Regions from separate parts of the Homo sapiens genome. Here region 1 is linked to region 2. A link is a loop called in an ENCODE intact Hi-C map of the cell type or tissue named here. Cell type or tissue: GM12878. All regions are shown on one strand. Each heading gives the region's core, and the rest is flanking DNA. Links, peaks and the distances in the headings are about the cores only.

What was found. Hi-C counts contacts between places; a loop is a spot of excess contacts. Peaks named below come from ENCODE experiments on the same cell type or tissue, not always from the same donor. Only the 100,000 strongest peaks of a DNase experiment are listed, where the experiment ranks them.
Region 1: it touches region 2 in a loop (2.8-fold over the local background); 8 of 110 quality-filtered maps call a loop at or near these places.

What each region holds. Positions count from the first base shown.
Region 1 is chr12:12,606,085-12,612,566 of GRCh38, reverse strand. CREBL2 (cAMP responsive element binding protein like 2) reads right to left here and starts at 691. Exons shown (of 4, transcript NM_001310.4): 1 at 380-691. The coding sequence starts at 394. RefSeq lists silencers at 338-637, 4,018-4,236 and enhancers at 798-847, 898-977, 571-1,322. In GM12878, for the core only: a CTCF peak has its summit at 3,694; a DNase peak (open chromatin) is centred at 3,726; H3K4me3 peaks cover 282 bases; H3K27ac peaks cover 481 bases.
Region 2 is chr12:12,472,704-12,479,185 of GRCh38, reverse strand. It overlaps DUSP16 (dual specificity phosphatase 16), which reads left to right. Exons shown (of 7, transcript NM_030640.3): 7 at 1,171-5,904. The coding sequence ends at 2,353. Among named protein-coding and RNA genes, the nearest start is that of DUSP16, 87 kb to the left of the region's middle. In GM12878, for the core only: a CTCF peak has its summit at 3,997; a DNase peak (open chromatin) is centred at 4,095; H3K4me3 peaks cover 599 bases; H3K27ac peaks cover 2,352 bases.

The sequences.
Region 1 (6,482 bases), core at 2,593-5,092, 130 kb before region 2:
CAAGGGGAATAAGGCTGGTTCAGCGTGCACTAAAGTCTCCAAACTGGAGAGAGGAGGCAGCAAAAAAGTGCAAGAAGAAAAAGTACAGTAGTTTCTTATCTCGACAGGCAAGTTAAGGACTAGGGGTTGCACTACCTGGAAAGCTAGCAAACGCCCTGGGAGTGAAAAATTTCCAGAGAGGGCCCTTCCTGGAAAAACGCAGCCCCGGTGTTCCCTGATTTCCTGGCTGGGTACCATCGGGCAGTGGACTGGAGAGGCGCAGGGATGTTTTAGGCAGGTGTCTCTTGGGTGTTGGCGTGGACTACATAGCGGAGGTTCAGCCGCGGGACTAGCATTGAGCGACAAGAAGGCGGCGGCGCGTGCAAACCACAAGACTTACCTTACTGTCATCCATCGCGGCAGACAGGCCGGCCTGGCCAGGCACTCCCTCCCGGAGCCCTCCCCCGGCTCAGCCGGCCTGGCCCGGCCCCCGCCCCGAGGAAGAAGGGGATATGGTTCTGGCTGCCTCCTCCTCTCGCCTAACAGTTCGCTTCCCTGATGCCAGAGTCACGGGGACGAGGGACCAGTTCAGGAATGGCAGAGCGGACCCTGGAGGCGGCCCCAAACGCCTCCCTTCGCCGCCGCCGCCTCCTCCTCCCCCTCCATGACAGTCTCTGGGTGTTTACAGACGCTCTGGAGAGCCGCCGAGACCGGAGGGTGGGCGGGAGCGCTGCACACGGAATGGCCCCTTCGGCTGCCGTAGCACCGCGGCATTCTGGGAATTGTGATTTTTCTTATCACAGTCTCTGCGCTACTGACTGGAAAAAAAACTACGATGTCCACATAGCCTCATTAAGGGGCAGCTGTTTTCCTTTTGCCTACTAGCTAGCGCTGAGGAGGCGGGGCTGGGCTGGAGGCCCAAAGTGCGCCTGACCTGAGGTTTTGGCTCCTAAGTGCCAGGGCCTGGAATGGCGGGGACGGGAGTTTGGTGCTCTGCGGAGGCAGCCCTGAAGGCGGGGTGCCGGAAGCAGGCCCTCCTCTGGGACGCTGAGGAAACCCTAAAGGTTCTTTATTTAAAAAAAAACGAAAAACAAAAACTAAGTATGTAAAATAGTGCAGCTACTTTGGGAAGAAATTTGGCAGTTCTTCAGAATATTGGCCACTCCCATACCCAAGAGAAATTAAAACGAGTGACTACACAAAAACTTGTATATAAATGTTCTTTCCTAGCAGCATTATTCATAATAGTCAAAAAGTGGAAACAACGCAAATGTCCTTTACTGGATGAATGGATAAACCAGTGTGGACTATACAAATTAAGAAATACTGGCCAGGGGTGGTGGGTCACGCCTGTAATCCCAGCACGTTGGGAGGCCGAGGCGGGAGGATTGCTTTAGCCCAAGAGTTCGAGACCAGCCTGGGCAACATAGCAAAACCTGTCTCTACAAAAAAATACAAAAATTAGTCGAGTGTGGTGGCACATGCCTGTAATCCCAGTTACTGGGGAGGCTGACATGAGAGGATCACTTGGGCCTGGGAGGCAGAGGCTGCAATAAGCCAAGATTGTACCACTGCACTCCAGCCTGGGCGACAGAGCCAGACACTGTATTTAAAAAAAAAAAAAAGAAGAAGAAGAATGAAAGAAGGAAGAAGAACGATGAAGGAAGAAGAAGGAGAAGAAGGAAGAAGAAAGAAGAAGGAAGAAGACCCATATAGTAAGATGCAGTCTCTACAAAAAAAATTAAAAATTAGTTGGGTGTGTTACAAAAAATTTAAAAATTACTTGGGTGTGGTGGTGGTGCTTGTAGTCCTAGCCACTCGGGAGGCCCAGGTGGGAGGATCGTTTGAGCCCTGGAGTTGGAGGCTGAAGTGAGCTGTGATCACGGCACTCCAGCCTGGGCAACAGAGCAAGACTCTGTCTCAAAAAAAAAGGAAAGAAATATTATTCAGCAATGAAAAAAAATGAAGGGATATACACACTTCAATATGTCTGAACCTTGAAAACTTTATGTGAAGTGAAAAAAGCCAGACACAATAGGCCACATATTGTATGATTCCATTTATAATGAAGTGTCTGGAACAGGCACATCTAAATAGACCAAAAAATCCATTAGTGGTTGCCAAGGGCTAGGGTTGAAGAATGGCAGGGATGGAGGGATCCTGGAAAGGAGAGTGACGGTTAATGAGTACTGGGTTTCTTTTTGAGGTGATGAAAATGATCTAAAATTCAGCCGGGCATGGTGGCTCACGCCTGTAATCCCAGCACTTTGGGAGGCCGAGGTGGGCTGATCACCTGAGGTCAGGAGTTCGAGACCAGCCTGACCAACATGGAGAAACCCATCTCTACTAAAAATACAAAGTTGGCCAGGCCTGGGAGAGCATACCTGTAATCCCAGCTACGTGGGAGGCTGAGGCAGGAGAATGGCTTAAACCCAGGAGGCGGAGGTTGCAGTGAGTTGAGACCGTGCCATTGCACTCCAGCCTGAGCAACAAGAGCGAAACTCCGACTCAAAAAAAAAAAAAAAAAAAAAGAAGAAAAGAAAATTATCTAAAATTGATTTTGGTGATGGTTGCACATCCTGTGAATATATTAAAAACCACTAAATTGTAGTTTAACTGTAGTTAAACCACTTTAAATGAGTGGATTATATCTCAATAAAGTTATTTTAAAAATAACTGGCTGTGTCCTCATTTAATAAAGTCAGTGAGCTTGTTTTTACTGTTGTTTTTGTTTTGGCCTACCTCGGGCCTTTGAGAACTTGACAAAGATTGCATATTTGTCAATGCTGCTCCTGAAGAGCCCTTTGGCTCACACCTTTTCAAAGACTCACAAAGTGCTTTCTCAACCCTTGCAAAATCCAACTGAGGTAGAGTTCTCAGATTTAGCAATATAGACACAGAATACTCAATTACATTCGAATTTCAGATAAACCGCAAATACTCTTTTAGGAAAGTGTGTCCCATGCAACTTTTTTTTTTTTTTTTGAGACAGAGTTTCGCTCTGTCACCCAGGCTGGAGTGCAGTGGTGCAATCTCGGCTCATTACAGCCTCTGCCTCCCAGGTTCATGCCATTCTCCTGCCTCAGCCTCCCGAGTAGCTGGGACTACAGGCGCCCACCACCACGCCCAGCTAATTTTTGTATTTTTAGTACAGACTGGGTTTCACCGTGTTATCTAGGATGGTCTCTATCTCCTGACCTCGTGATCCGCCCGCCTCGGCCTCCCAAAGTGCTGGAATTACAGGCATGAGCCACTGCACCTAGTAGGTGTATTAACTTCTAAAATTACAGTGTAAATCCTCAAGGACTTTATAATCCAGGAGGTGACATACAGAAAACTTAGACCATTCACTAAACAAAGCATCTGGTAAAAAATAATACAGATCAAGTTTAATATCTATGTGGTGATAAGTTGAAGGTAAGAGGATGTAAAACTTATGGTGGGCAGGGAAAGCTGCGCATCAGACTGATTAGAAGAGCAAACACAGCAAAGTGTTTTTTAAATGGTTAGGGGAAGAATGTGCTCTCAGCATCCTGGATGTGTTCTATATCTACGGTTCTCAATCTTTTTTTCCTATATCATCTTCTCAAAAGGAACCTCCAAGGCATGCAATTCCTTTAAAAAACACATACATTTCTCCTCTCTTCACTCCCTCCCCAACAGTCACAAACACATTTCATATACTCTCAGACACCCCACATAGAGGCACTGTTGGCCTATGTTGCATCAAGCCTCTGTCACTGCTATGGAGTTTCTTGTAGTAACTTTCTAAGTAGCATGGTGCACACCCACTCCTAATGGGTCTGCATGCCTCCATGCCCTCATCTATCTGTCTGCCTCCTGGTCCCCTTACCGCTGGGCACAGGTGTCTAAACAGAGCCAAGATGATCATGTTACTCCCTGGGCCACATGGGTCTTCTTGGGCTCATATCCCCTGGGGAACATCACAGAGAAAGAATGCTCATTAAAATAGCTTGTTAGGCCCAAGCTGGCTTTCCATTTAGTTTGACACTTTTTTTTTTCTTTTTTGAGGTGGAGTCTAGCTCTGTTGCCAGGATGGAGTGCAGTGGCATGATCTCAGCTCACTGCAACCTCTGCCTCCCGGGTTCAAGCAATCCTCCTACCTCAGACTCCCAAGTAGCTGGGATTATAGGCATGTGCCAGCATGCCCAGCTAATTTTTGTATTTTTAGTAGGGACAGGGTTTCACCATGTTGGCCAGGATGGTCTCAATCTCCTGACCTCAGGTGATCGGCCCACCTTGGCCTCCCAAAGTGTTGGGATTACAGGTGTGAGCCACTGCACCTGGCCAGTTTGACATGTTTGAGTCTGAAAAATTTTAAAACTGTCCAACCCTTTCCAAACATCCATTGGAAATTAAAAATGTCTGATGCAATTCTGGAAATTTTTGCTAGATCCATCTCCAATAAAATCTAGAAATAGCAATAATTTTTTTTAAAGGCCTACCAAGGAAAAGACAAAGATGGGCCGGGTGTGGTGGCTCACGCCTGTAATCCCAGCACTTTGGGAGGCTGAGGCAGGCAGATCACGAGGTCAGGAGATCGAGACCATCCTGGCTAACACGGTGAACCCCATCTCTACTAAAAATACAAAAAATTAGCCAGGCATGGTGGCAGTCCCCTGTAGTCCCAGCTACTCGGGAGGCTGAGGCAGGAGAATGGCGTGAACCCAGGAGGCAGAGCTTGCAGTGAGCCGAGATTGCACTACTGCACTCCAGCCTGGGTGACAGAGCGAGACTCCATCTCAAAAAAAAAAAAAAGACAAAGATGGCCATGAAATCTACCATGGTAACTTCTGACGCATCTTACCACACATCCTAAACTTGGGGAAGAAGGTATTCTAGAGTCATCCTAGAAATGCCCATTCATAACTTCTCTGTCTTTGGCTTGTCTTTTCAAAGAATTGATCATCCATGGCTGGGTGATAAAAAGTTTTAAATGCAGCATGGTTCGTACAGTGAATTTGAGGATAGTTCAAATCATGACACAGAGACTGAGAAAGGAAAGGAGAAAAACTATTCAAAGTAAAAAACAAACCACTAATTGAAGAAAGGTAGGGGGTGGCATGAGATTAAGTGAGGAGGGTAAGGGAACAAAAATTAACCTTATTATAGAAACCACAAACGAGGCGAACAGTACAATATTCTACATTCAGGAATGCCATGGCTACGTTGATATGTAAATCTGGCACTTGAACAAAAGAGTAATTATTGCTGCTAATATGGTAATCCTCAGAGGTACAGAGAAAAAGTGGGTGGGTCATGTGAAATTCATGAAATGCTTGAGGTGAACTCACTGTCGAAGTATTAGTCATGTTTTGTTTTGTGTGTGGTTTTTTCCAATTTATTTTATAGATAAGTCTTCCTCTGTACTTTTCGTTTTCTAAAAGTTTAGCTTATTTTCAAAAGGCTATAAAATACTCTATTGGAAACGTTTGTTTTTGTTCTAAAGGCATTTTGCAACATGCCTCCCCTCCTTTGGCCTACACGGACAAATATGCCTACATTTGCATACAGCACAGTACCTATTTACTCTCTGTATTGGTTAGAAAGTTCAGAGACAACAGTCAAAAGGAACATTTTCAGACTGAGCACATAACTCAGCCTCCAGCTTGTTAGCAGGAGCAAAATAAATAAATAAAGCCAAGAAGTACTGAAGCAGTCTGTTGACAAGGAAAAAGAGACCCAATCAGCATAAAAATAAGGAAGAGAAAATGAAGCTCAAGGAACTAAAACCTTCCAAGCTCAAACTTTCCCTCACCTCTTCCCCTTCACCAACATACTAAAAGCTTCCCTTCAAATGCAACACCAGTAGTTCTTGATACTGTACTATTTACTCTTTTCTGCTTAAAATACTGTTGTTGTTTCTTTCTTTCTTTTTTTTTTTTTTTGAGATGGAGTCTTCACTCTGTCGCCCAGGCTGGAGTGCAGTGGTGTGATCTCGACTCACTGCAACCTCTGCCTCCCAGGTTCAAGCGATTCTCCTGCCTCAGCCTCCCGAGTAGCTGGGATTACAATGTGTCACCACACCCAGCTAATTTTTGTACTTTTAGTAGAGACGGGCTTTCACCATGTTGGCCAACCTGGTCTCAAACTCCCGACCTCAGGTGATCCACCTGCCTTGGCCTCCCAAAGTGCTGGAATTACAGGCCACCGTGCCTGGCCTACTGTTGCTGTTTCTAAGCCATATACGTCCCTCGCCCAGTGAGAAAGAATAAAATGCGCCCTTATTTGAGGAAATAATAGAAAATGTATTTATTTGGCCAATAAGCAACTGTTTAAAACTGAGCAACCCTTTGTAAGAGAGGGCTTTCCAAGCATCCCTATTAGTCATTTACACTTTAGTATGGATATGCTTCTTTTTCTCTTACCTGCTCCCTAAATATTAATTTAACACAGGGTTTACATGGGGGAGAAAAGAGGAATATATGGTTTTGGAGGATGGATGTTATAAGAGGGGGAAGATCTGAGTAGATCTGATTGCT
Region 2 (6,482 bases), core at 2,471-4,970:
GGTCTGTCATCTCTGAGTCTTTATTTCCTCCATGAAACATGAAAGCCATCTAGTATTAGTTTTGATCCTTTGATGAATCTTTTTTTTAACATAGTGGTTACAAAAATGGACCCAGATATTTGACCAGCCTGGTTTTGAATCCAGCACCATCATTTAGTAGCTGTGTGATTTTGGGCAAGTCACTTAAGGATTCTGTGGAGCTATATGATGGGGATAATGACACCCACCTGATAAAGGGTAGTTCTGAGGATGAAATGATGATTCAGTGCATAAGCACAGTGCTTAGCACACAGAGACCACTTTGTCTTGGTTAGTCTGTCATGTTGACTATAAAAAGAAGTGTTGCTTTGATACTTTGATCATCTGATACCATCTTCTTTTTGTCATTAAATTTAAAATGTGAACTGTCTTGAGAAGTGACTGGTGACTTTAAGAGGGGATGACATTGGAAATTGAAGAAGGAGAGTGGCTGTTATACTGTACTTTTGATGGTAGCACTGGTGTGTGTGTGTCAGGGGTGTCCTTGGTGGTGAATAAATAATCATCTCTTGGCCAGGCATGGTGGCTCACACCTGTAGTCCCAGCACTTTGGGAGGCCAAGGTGGGAGAATCACTTGAGCCCAGAAGTTCAAGACCAGCCTGGGCAACACAGTGAGACCCTTTCTCTACAAAAGAAACTTTAAAAATTAAAATTAGCCAAGCGTGTAGTCCTGTAATCCCAGCTACTCAGGAGGCTGAGGTGGGAGGACTGCACGTGCCCAGGAATTCGAGGCTGCAGTGAGCTATGATCATGCCACTGTATTCCAGCCTGGGCGACAGAACAAGTCTCTGTCTCTTAAAAAAAAAAAAGACCACCACCAACAAAACCCCATACCATCTCTTATCAGCTGCATTGGGAGCCCTGGGCCTTTGAAAATAAGGAGACAAAAACTAGAGCCTTTGGGGCCCAGCTGCCTCTTCTGGCATACTCCAGGATGTGTGCAAAGCTTCCCCAGTGCCTAGGGCCTTTGTATTCTCCACCTTGAAGCATCTCCCCGAACTTGTAAACCAATCATCTTCCAAAGTTTTTGAGGTCTGCCTGATAATTCCCTATCTCATTTATTCACTTAATATTCTTAAGATAAAGTGTAGTTGTAAAATTCGGGTTTTTGTTTTTTCCTCTCTCTGCAGATTTGTGAAAGAAAAAAGACCTACTATATCTCCAAACTTCAATTTTCTGGGCCAACTCCTGGACTATGAGAAGAAGATTAAGAACCAGACTGGAGCATCAGGGCCAAAGAGCAAACTCAAGCTGCTGCACCTGGAGAAGCCAAATGAACCTGTCCCTGCTGTCTCAGAGGGTGGACAGAAAAGCGAGACGCCCCTCAGTCCACCCTGTGCCGACTCTGCTACCTCAGAGGCAGCAGGACAAAGGCCCGTGCATCCCGCCAGCGTGCCCAGCGTGCCCAGCGTGCAGCCGTCGCTGTTAGAGGACAGCCCGCTGGTACAGGCGCTCAGTGGGCTGCACCTGTCCGCAGACAGGCTGGAAGACAGCAATAAGCTCAAGCGTTCCTTCTCTCTGGATATCAAATCAGTTTCATATTCAGCCAGCATGGCAGCATCCTTACATGGCTTCTCCTCATCAGAAGATGCTTTGGAATACTACAAACCTTCCACTACTCTGGATGGGACCAACAAGCTATGCCAGTTCTCCCCTGTTCAGGAACTATCGGAGCAGACTCCCGAAACCAGTCCTGATAAGGAGGAAGCCAGCATCCCCAAGAAGCTGCAGACCGCCAGGCCTTCAGACAGCCAGAGCAAGCGATTGCATTCGGTCAGAACCAGCAGCAGTGGCACCGCCCAGAGGTCCCTTTTATCTCCACTGCATCGAAGTGGGAGCGTGGAGGACAATTACCACACCAGCTTCCTTTTCGGCCTTTCCACCAGCCAGCAGCACCTCACGAAGTCTGCTGGCCTGGGCCTTAAGGGCTGGCACTCGGATATCTTGGCCCCCCAGACCTCTACCCCTTCCCTGACCAGCAGCTGGTATTTTGCCACAGAGTCCTCACACTTCTACTCTGCCTCAGCCATCTACGGAGGCAGTGCCAGTTACTCTGCCTACAGCTGCAGCCAGCTGCCCACTTGCGGAGACCAAGTCTATTCTGTGCGCAGGCGGCAGAAGCCAAGTGACAGAGCTGACTCGCGGCGGAGCTGGCATGAAGAGAGCCCCTTTGAAAAGCAGTTTAAACGCAGAAGCTGCCAAATGGAATTTGGAGAGAGCATCATGTCAGAGAACAGGTCACGGGAAGAGCTGGGGAAAGTGGGCAGTCAGTCTAGCTTTTCGGGCAGCATGGAAATCATTGAGGTCTCCTGAGAAGAAAGACACTTGTGACTTCTATAGACAATTTTTTTTTCTTGTTCACAAAAAAATTCCCTGTAAATCTGAAATATATATATGTACATACATATATATTTTTGGAAAATGGAGCTATGGTGTAAAAGCAACAGGTGGATCAACCCAGTTGTTACTCTCTTAACATCTGCATTTGAGAGATCAGCTAATACTTCTCTCAACAAAAATGGAAGGGCAGATGCTAGAATCCCCCCTAGACGGAGGAAAACCATTTTATTCAGTGAATTACACATCCTCTTGTTCTTAAAAAAGCAAGTGTCTTTGGTGTTGGAGGACAAAATCCCCTACCATTTTCACGTTGTGCTACTAAGAGATCTCAAATATTAGTCTTTGTCCGGACCCTTCCATAGTACACCTTAGCGCTGAGACTGAGCCAGCTTGGGGGTCAGGTAGGTAGACCCTGTTAGGGACAGAGCCTAGTGGTAAATCCAAGAGAAATGATCCTATCCAAAGCTGATTCACAAACCCACGCTCACCTGACAGCCGAGGGACACGAGCATCACTCTGCTGGACGGACCATTAGGGGCCTTGCCAAGGTCTACCTTAGAGCAAACCCAGTACCTCAGACAGGAAAGTCGGGGCTTTGACCACTACCATATCTGGTAGCCCATTTTCTAGGCATTGTGAATAGGTAGGTAGCTAGTCACACTTTTCAGACCAATTCAAACTGTCTATGCACAAAATTCCCGTGGGCCTAGATGGAGATAATTTTTTTTTCTTCTCAGCTTTATGAAGAGAAGGGAAACTGTCTAGGATTCAGCTGAACCACCAGGAACCTGGCAACATCACGATTTAAGCTAAGGTTGGGAGGCTAACGAGTCTACCTCCCTCTTTGTAAATCAAAGAATTGTTTAAAATGGGATTGTCAATCCTTTAAATAAAGATGAACTTGGTTTCAAGCCAAATGTGAATTTATTTGGGTTGGTAGCAGAGCAGCAGCACCTTCAAATTCTCAGCCAAAGCAGATGTTTTTGCCCTTTCTGCTTCACTGCATGGATACAGTTGGTAAAATGTAATAATATGGCAGAATTTTATAGGAAACTTCCTAGGGAGGTAAATTATGGGAAGATTAAGAAAGGTACAAATTGCTGAGGAGAAGCAGGAAACCTGTTTCCTTAGTGGCTTTTATCCCCTCGGCATGCGATGGGGCTGATGTTTCTATGATTGCCTCAGACTTTCACATTTACTAGTAGGGCTGAGAGAGGCTTTAGTGAGGAAGGAATATTCAGAATAAAACGGTTGAGAAAGCTGAGAAGACCATTGAGTTTTGATCAGTTGTGAATAGAGTGCAAAGCCATGGCCAAGCTGTTTTTGGAAACGCTGGCCGGCGTGTCTTCAGTGGAAAAAGCAAATCAAAATGGAGCGAGAGCAAAGGGGCGTCCTCAGTCCTCAACCTACAATCACTGTATGGAATCGGTCCTGGCAGCTGAACATAGGAGGTCACTGGAACAAGTGATAGTGCAGATTGGCTTTCAAACATCCTCCTGGCTTGAGTTTTATCAGCTACAATGTGGGTCCTCTTTTGAAGCCTTAATTCACAACAGCAGCTTTTTGGGGGTGGGGCTGGGCGGGTGTTGTCATTGTTCTTTCCCTTCCTGTAAGTGTCGCTAGTTGCTGCCTCGTATCTCAGGTTTTTCTCTGTTTTTGAGAAATGGACAGTTTTTTGACCAGGATGTGACTTCATGTTTCCTATGGTGACTTCTAAAACCAGCACAGAATGATATGACTCAACACAGACCGACTTGGTTATGGGGATGATGAGCCGCACAGACCTCACTAGTTGTGCACAAATAATGTGCTATGATGGGGTGTAAAGTGAAGGCAGAAGAGGGTCAGCCGCATTGTTATGATACTGGGAAAGTGCTGGTCAACGATTTGAGTTAGTTTTTAGATATACATTGAAATCTTTAATCAGACATTCTCAAGTTTCACACAGTAGTTTTTGATGTTATGTACACACACACCAAATGTGTAACAGTTCACCACTTCCAGAGTGTGGTCATGCCCAAAACATGTTTAAGAAAGGAAAGCAGTAGCTCCTTGCTAACGATGTTTCAGGAGGTTTGGGGGACTTGGTTTTAATGAGCTTCTGTCATTTAGGGCTTCTCTTGGCCATGGTCCCCCTTCCTTCTGGAACTGTGATGTAGTCACATCCTACAGCCTTTAGTGCTGGTTCACTAGTGTCAGATAATCAGTTCTTGGAATCGAGACTGCCGTGGCGAAGGGGTGGCCTCGGAGGCAGGCTCTGGAGCTGCTTGGATGTCTTTAGGTGGGGTGGTGGCTGGCTCTCTTCAGCATGTAATTGGGGAAACCCTCGCGTCTACTAGGGGTGATACAGATGGTGATTTTAAAGAGCAAAACTAGACTTCTATGTGAGAAGTGCTGGAAAATGATTTAGGACATGTGTAAAGTTAGATGGAAAGACTGTAAATGTTTAATATGAATATAGTGTTCTTTTGAAGTAAGGCCAGCTGTTGAACGGTTAAACTGTGCATTTCTCATTTTGATGTGTCATGTATGTTAATGTATGAAATGATTAAATAAAATCAAAACTGGTACCTGTTTATACATAAATACGAGAAAAGACCTATCTTTGCAGCCATAAACTCGGTGGGAACACCACCACTCAAGTTGCCAAAGGAGGCAGTGGTGAAACCTGTCCTGTTCTCACTTAAATGAGGATTTAGCTCAAAATAAAGTGGTGGTGTCATCAGGTTTATTCCGTGTTCTGTCATTCACATGGAACACCGGATGATTAGCTAACAGTTTAGTGCCAGCCTTCATTCTTTACTGTGTACGTTAAATGCACACTACAGTGAAAAAGCCTAAGACACTTGGTAAATATTTTCTAGCTGACTGATTCCAGAACACACAAGTACATGGTAGGAAAAAAAAGGCCAGCTACACACACATGGCCCATTTCGATATAACATGTAAATGATGTTACGATTCCTACAGGAAAAACAGGAAGGGCAATTGTTGAAGAGCTGTCCTTTGTCCTTGCCACATACATCTCAACAACCTCTCTGCTCATGACACTAGATTTGATGACTTATGAGACTAGAAACTTAGTCTCATCAGTTTCATAAAAATTAGGCATTGAAGGAATAAAGCTTCAGTGCAAACAGATGGAATATTGACTACAGAAAGAATCACAGGTGACCTTGAAGTTGGTTGAGTTGAAGTTACATTTAAGAAAATTTATAAGAAAGATTGGGCCGGGTGAGCTAGACTAGAAGAGCTATCTTGGCCAGGACCCTGCAGAAAAAGAGGTGGAAGTGAGATAGAGGAATAAAGGGAATTAGAATAAATCAGCCTCCAGAGATAGAGGGTAACAGGAGGAACAGTTGTTTCAGTGAGAGGCTTCCAATGAGAAGATGCAGATCTTGGGAGAGCCTGAAGTTCAGGCCAGTTGCTGACAGTGCTCGGAGCCCCTTCATGACCAGCCTCAGCAGGCTATTGTTGGAGGACTGGTTTGGATGTGACAACTACAATTAGACCAGGAATTAAACTAAGAGGGGAGGCTGGGGGCGGTGGCTCACGCTTGTAATCCCAGCACTTTGGGAGGCCAAGGCAGGTGGATTACCTGAGGTCAGGAGTTTGAGACCAACCGGGCCTACCTGGTGAAATCCCTTCTCTACTAAAAATACAAAAATTAGCCAGGTGTGGGTGCCTGTCATCCCAGCTACTTGGGAGGCTGAGGCACGAGAATTGCTTGAACCTAGGAGGTGGAGGTTACAGTGAGCCAAGATTTCGCCATTGCACTCCAGCCTGGGCAACAAGAGCGAAACTCCATTTTAAACAAAAAATAAACTAAGGGGAAATTAGTGAGAGGTGACAGCGCACTGGCAGCCCTCACACCCCTCACTCACTCTCAGCACCTCCTCTGCCTGGGCTTCCACTTTGGCGGCACTTGAGGAGCCCTTCAGCCCGCCGCTGCACTGTGGGAGCCCCTTTCTCGGCTGGCCAAGGCGGAGCCGGCTCCCTCAGCTTGCCGGGAGGTGTGGAGGGAGAGGTGTGGAGGGAGAGGCATGGGCGGGAACCGGGGCTGCGCACGGTGCTTGCAGGCCAGTGCGAGTTCCAGGTGGGC